Linked DNA regions of Mus musculus: region 1 is linked to region 2. Evidence: chromatin loops called from intact Hi-C (ENCODE). Cell type or tissue: left cerebral cortex. All regions are shown on one strand. Each heading gives the region's core, and the rest is flanking DNA. Links, peaks and the distances in the headings are about the cores only. Region 1 overlaps Fam135b (family with sequence similarity 135, member B). Region 2 overlaps Fam135b (family with sequence similarity 135, member B).

The links. Peaks named below come from ENCODE experiments on the same cell type or tissue, not always from the same donor. Only the 100,000 strongest peaks of a DNase experiment are listed, where the experiment ranks them.
Region 1: it touches region 2 in a loop (6-fold over the local background); 7 of 42 quality-filtered maps call a loop at or near these places.

Annotation. Positions count from the first base shown.
Region 1 is chr15:71,723,976-71,726,890 of GRCm38, reverse strand. The region is part of intron 1 of Fam135b (family with sequence similarity 135, member B); the gene reads left to right. Among named protein-coding and RNA genes, the nearest start is that of Fam135b, 2.4 kb to the left of the region's middle. In left cerebral cortex, for the core only: no CTCF peak of the experiment used is centred there; DNase peaks (open chromatin) are centred at 107, 1,128 and 1,506; H3K4me3 peaks cover 1,754 bases; H3K27ac peaks cover 1,494 bases.
Region 2 is chr15:71,482,200-71,485,114 of GRCm38, reverse strand. The region is part of intron 9 of Fam135b (family with sequence similarity 135, member B); the gene reads left to right. Among named protein-coding and RNA genes, the nearest start is that of Fam135b, 240 kb to the left of the region's middle. In left cerebral cortex, for the core only: a CTCF peak has its summit at 1,638 (motif pointing left); DNase peaks (open chromatin) are centred at 673, 937 and 1,630.

The sequences.
Region 1 (2,915 bases), core at 100-2,599, 240 kb before region 2:
TCCCTCATATAATCTAGGAGGGCAATCTTTTCCACTGGGCTCCAAAGCTCTTAATGTTAAATTTGTTTTAAACCCTGGGTGCACCTGATGTATGACGGACTGTTATCTGCATCTTTGGGCTATAGTGAGGGCTGGAGATTGGCACATGATTTAATCCAGTTCTGCTGGGAGAAGAACACCAGAAGACCCGAGGAGAGGGAGGTGCGTTAGCTGAGTAATTTGATTCAAAAGCTTTTCATAGACTTTAGCAGATTTCTGAAGAATTTCCAGGATGGATAGCCACTGCCTGTGAAAGGATTCTCCTTTTATATCTTAGCCCCAGGGGACTGTGGTAAGTCCCAGTTAAAAGGGTATGTTCTTTAATTGGGCTTTTAATTTATGATGTAGTTATGTTACCCAAGAGGATGTGATCTAGCCAGCATTTCATCTGGGGATTTATACCACAGCGAGGACAATATATTATAGCAAAATGCTATACTGTAGTGTAGAGGAAAGAGGGCAAGATTCTGGAGTCAGAAACAAACAGGTCTGAACTCTGGTTTCATCATACCTGTTGTATGACCTTGAATTGCTCCTGTCTTGTTGGGATGTTTTTTTCTCTATAGAATGTGATTCTAGCAACCCTTAGAGTTTGCTAAGCTCTCATAACAATAAAATTTAATGGCAGAGGATGCAAATGTGGTGGGATTTTAAAGTCTTATGTATGACTAATGCAATTTTAAGAAAGTCATTTTCTAAAGGAAAAAAAATCTCAGATTAACAAGGCATTTCACAGGTATCACCTATGGAAAGAGTGGAACTCTTAGTCAGTGAGTTGTGACTGGGATATTGTCTTGTTCCAGAGATACCTGGGCAATATAAAGAGGGCTTTATTGGGGGGAAACACTGAGTGTCCTCCTTGTTTGTTGCTGCTGAAGGTCAAGAGCTAGCTTTGCCATGGAAGGCAGTGCTCCTCTCTCTCTTGAAAACAGTGTTTGTTCTGTGTAACACAGAGTGGGACCAAACATCTGATCGTGTAAAGAGATATTTGCCCAAAGTGAGGGCGCCTTTAAGTGTTGCATACACTGTGGAGTCTTTTCAAAGCTGAAACTGTCTCAATCCCACTCTGCTCTCTAAAGCCAGATGTATTAGCTGAACCTGACCAAATACGTGCAGCTTGATCTCACTGCTGAGGGAACTGCAATCTCTGAAATGAGCCAGGCCTGTGCTCTGCTCTTTTGTGATTGTGCTTTTGCCCAGGCTGGTGTCTCTGCAGAAAGTAACAGTTTCTCACTTTCTTCTTTTTGTGTGTGTGTGGCCCAATTCAAAGGCTCCATCATATCTGGAGCCTTCTCCGATCCTCTCTTGTGCTTCCTTGATACTCTGTACCTGATTTGACTGACAGACTGTGCTGTGTCATTGCTTGTTACACAGATCTCTTCTCTCTAGACTCTATGCTCCATGAGGGCAGGGGCCTCTCTTAACCTGCCTCACTTCTGATCCCACAACCTCTGGTGAATGAATGGGCCATCAATTTGGCCACCTGTCCTGAAAGAGGCATCACAAAGCCGGTCCCTGGTGCCTTTCTGTATCAGTGCAGCAAGCACAAACCTAGTCTCAAAATGTTCATTTCTTTACAAGGGGCACTTTAGAATTGTTGGCATCTGATCCTAAATGGCTTTCATATAATATTTGCTGAATACTTCAGACTTGGAATGCGTTTCTCCTCCTTCCATCTCCCTCTTTTTATTCAGCTTTCATATAATGGGAAACCATATAACCTGGCTTCAGGGAGCGTGTAACTGAACCTAGGTTCTATGACTGAAAACTAGGGTGGTAGACTCTCGTTTGCCTCAGTTTCCTCATTTGTAGCACGTGGTTGTTGGAGTCAGTCTCAAGTAGATGCTGAGTACCTGGAGAAAGTAGAGGCTGTGCAAAAAGAAAAAAAGAAAGAAGGGAATAAAAAAACCCTCATGATTTATAAAGTACCCAGCAAAAGCACATTCTCTCTCTCTCTCTCTCTCTCTCTCTCTCTCTCTCTCTCTCTCTGTCTCTCTGTCTCTGGTCTCTCTCTCAATTTCTCTTCTAAAAAATGTGCAACATCCCTGGGCTTGATTAAACAATATCATATGAGATGCACTCCAAAGACCCTGTCTCTTCTTCTTGTTAGCTTACTGTGACCTTCAGTAAATCCTTGCCTTCTTTGTAAGGTATATAATGATGGTTGTGTTCCTAGAAGGTAACCTCAGAAGATGTAAAGTAAAAAAACACACATACACACACAGAAAACAAACAAACAACAATAAAACAGTGACATGTGACTTCCCGATGTATAGTATAGTTGCCAATTATAGAAGGTTTCAGAATTATTTTAAATGCCCTAAACCAGTTTCTTTGCTGCATTTCATCTACAAAAGACATTCTGATTGATAGGGGAAGGGAGGGAAGGAAGGAAAGAGGAAAGAAGGAAAAAGTGAGGGATAGAAGAAGGGATAGATGGAGGGAGGGGAGAGAGAGACAGAAAGAGAGAGAGAGGTGGGGAGGGAGAGAAAACACTTTTTGGTTAGATGTGAGAGTCTAATTGGCTACGGCTCTGATTCAGGAGTGGCTTCTGCCTCTTACATCATTTTGTTTATAGGACTGTTGATTTGTCTCTTATTTCTGGACCTTGGTTTCATCATCTGTAAATGGCCTGGAAGATTTCGATATTCCTGCTTAACTCTCTTTCAATGCTGAAGTATACTGACCTATGCTCTCTACTGAGGTTACATCTCCAGTATTCCATCTTTGGTCCTCCATTCATCCTTTTCTTCAAACATCACAATGTGTTCTAACTATACACTTCAATGTCTCATGCCACTACTTCCAGGAGGAACCTTTTTCTTTGGCGTTTGGGACTAGTTGGCTACCTCATTCCACCTTCCCTCCAGGTAAAA
Region 2 (2,915 bases), core at 146-2,645:
TGAGCTAGGCCAACTCTAGGGGTACATTCACTCTTTTTGGGAGCTCTCCAGTCCCCATGTTTGAAGTTTCTATGCATTAGAAGCAGATCTGGGATCCCAAGGAAGTTGTCACATGGTCCAACTTATTCTAGCATGGCAAAACTTTCCACTTCCGAGGGAGGGAGGGTTCATATCCATAACACATCAAGCAGGGAAGCACATGCAGTAGGGCCCCATTGCTTTTTTCTCCTTATGTGAATGGGCCGTCCTTTTCACTGAGTGGTTAGAACTTGATCTCAATTTTACAGGGCTGCATAAGTCAAACCAGAATGCTGGCAGGCAAAGTACAGTTCTGTGGAGACCATGAAACCATGAATGCAGATTTTGATTCCAAGAAGTGCTGGCCCTGGCAGAATTTGAAATTCTGCCAAATCACTTCTTCACAATTTTAAATGAAATCTGTTTCATGTAGCCCTTTGATAGAAAAGACAGTACTAATTTCCCACACTTGGAAATGCCAGTAAAGAAACATGATTGATTAGTTCCTGGGCATTGGTAATCCATTCTACCTCCAACACTTCTCCCTCTCTTGATATCTAGGAACAGCATCCGTTTCCGAGCCATCAGCTGATTTTCCTGGCAGCATCCTCTAGCGTGTATCTGGCTAGGGACCAGTACAAGATCACATCATGTGTTAGTTTAGGAAAGATTTAATAAGAAAAGTCCCACAGGCTGTGAGTTTGCAGGGACTTGAGGTGCTACTCACCAGGAACTCAAGACTGAAACGCACCTGTGATCTACAGGGGAAACCTGAGTTGGAAAACCTGACAGTGGTTTTATCCACAGTTACAGCAGTGAGGTTCCCAGGGCAACCTCTTCACAGCATCCAGAGGACAGTAAAGGAAGTGCTCACACACATTCAGAGTAACAGGTGGATACAAAGATGTGGTCCCTCCTTAAAGTTTCTGAGCCACTTGAAGCCATTGGATGAGATTACTAAACCCGACAAGGGGCAGTGGCAGCCTCCACTTGATAGTAGTGAATGCTGTGACCCTAGTCCCTGGGACACTTTCATATTTGACAATTTGTCACCTCTGGTGACTGCAGTGATTTATGTGAGAGATTTGAAGGACAAAGCTGTCAATAACTTTATCAGCCATATTTCCCAAGAGACCTACTATTCACCCCAGCCCTTGCAGCAGAGTTCAGACTCTGTGGGAAGGCTTTCTTGATTTTACAGCTTTTTATTCTCTGATAATCTCATATGTGTATATAATTAATGGTATTTATTTTAACTCTCTACTACCCTCTTTCATGTCTCTGGCTGAAACCCTTCTTTTCAAATTCCCCTTCTACTTTCATTCCCTGTTTGTATATGTGTGTGTGTTTGTGGATTTGTGTGTCCCATTGAATTCCTTAGTTCTCCTGATGCTACAGGAATTTTCTAACCACGTTTTCTTGTAGAATCTTATTGTGTAAGAAATGCTGAGAGGTAATAGGGTGCAAGGTACTAAGGGTGAAGAGGGTGGTCTTATTCTGCTCTTTACCCTTGCTCTTAATGGATGGACTGGCCTGAGGATTGAATGGTAGATATACTGCTGGGTCCAAATCACAGAGCTGGAATTTGATTAGAGATGAGACAGTGCCACCTCCTGGTAAGTGGTGAGCATCAGCGAACGTGCTCATCTCAAGCACTGCTACTGTGGATGAAGAGCTGCAAGGTTCCTATGACGATGGAACTCTAGCATCAGAGTGCTGTAGGGGTGTCTTTTACTTAGTGTGAGAAACTTACAAATTAAAACAACAACAATAAAAAAAATTGTCATATGATGGCCACTCAGATTTCCCCTCTTTACAATAAGGGAAGAGACCACCCAGCATTTGCAGCCCAGTGAGAAACTGCTTTGTTCTGAGATAAATAAGACTCTACCCACATGGCCAGTGCAAAGGTTGGGGAGGATGGGCAAAGGGTAGAAGGGCATGGAGGAGTGGAGGCCGTGGCTCTGTCTGGGAAGTTCAAGTGTCATCAAGGAACAGGGTAGAGGCTGTCAGACACCTGGGAGGGAAGAGTGCCTCCAGGCAAAGGTGAGAACAGTGTGAAGCACAGGTCACACATGCATGCTAACCTGTGCATATGTATCGACTAACTGCAGCAGGGACATCATGAGATGCAAATATAAATGATAGACTGGAAGTCTGGGTGGGGAGATGCTGAGAGTCCTCCCTGAATAAATCAATCAAGCAGCATAGTGTGCCTCTTACCAAGGCACTGACAGGTCTCCCAACACTCGGTGAATGGCACTGGAAAGTAAGTTTCCTCCTTAGGGCTGCCTTTGATTTTTAGCATAGCAATTTAAGATTTTTTCTAATTTATAAAAAATTGTCTTCATCCCCCATGAACTTTTGGGAACTATTCAACTATTTATTAGTTGTTCCCGGAACCACCCCCTTTCTATTGAGAAAAATGAAAATTAAGGGACTTAGCAAGAATGGGAAAGATGAGTTTTGTTTTGGTCAACTTTGTTGTCAGAGGGCAATCTTATCTGCTTTTCCTGTTAACCTAGAAAATTACCCTCATCAAGAGTAACTCAAAGGAAAAAGTGTTTATTTTGGCCCACATCGTCACAACAATAAAGCCTTGAAATCAAACAGAGGGCAATGAATGCTGGATATGAATTTCCTATATCTCTTTGCACATTCCAGGATCCTACACCCACATAATGGTGCTTCCCACAGTAGGTGGGCTGTCTTTCTACCTCCATTTACAAAATCAAGATAATTCCAGACAAGCATATACAGAGGCCAGTATCCCAGGTGATTTTAGAGCTCACCAAGTTGCCAATCAAAATTAGCCATCCTAGAGGGTCTGGAAATACCTTGCTTCAAGCTAGGAAGCAACATTAGATGGTTGATGGTCTGAAAGGATGCCCTGATTC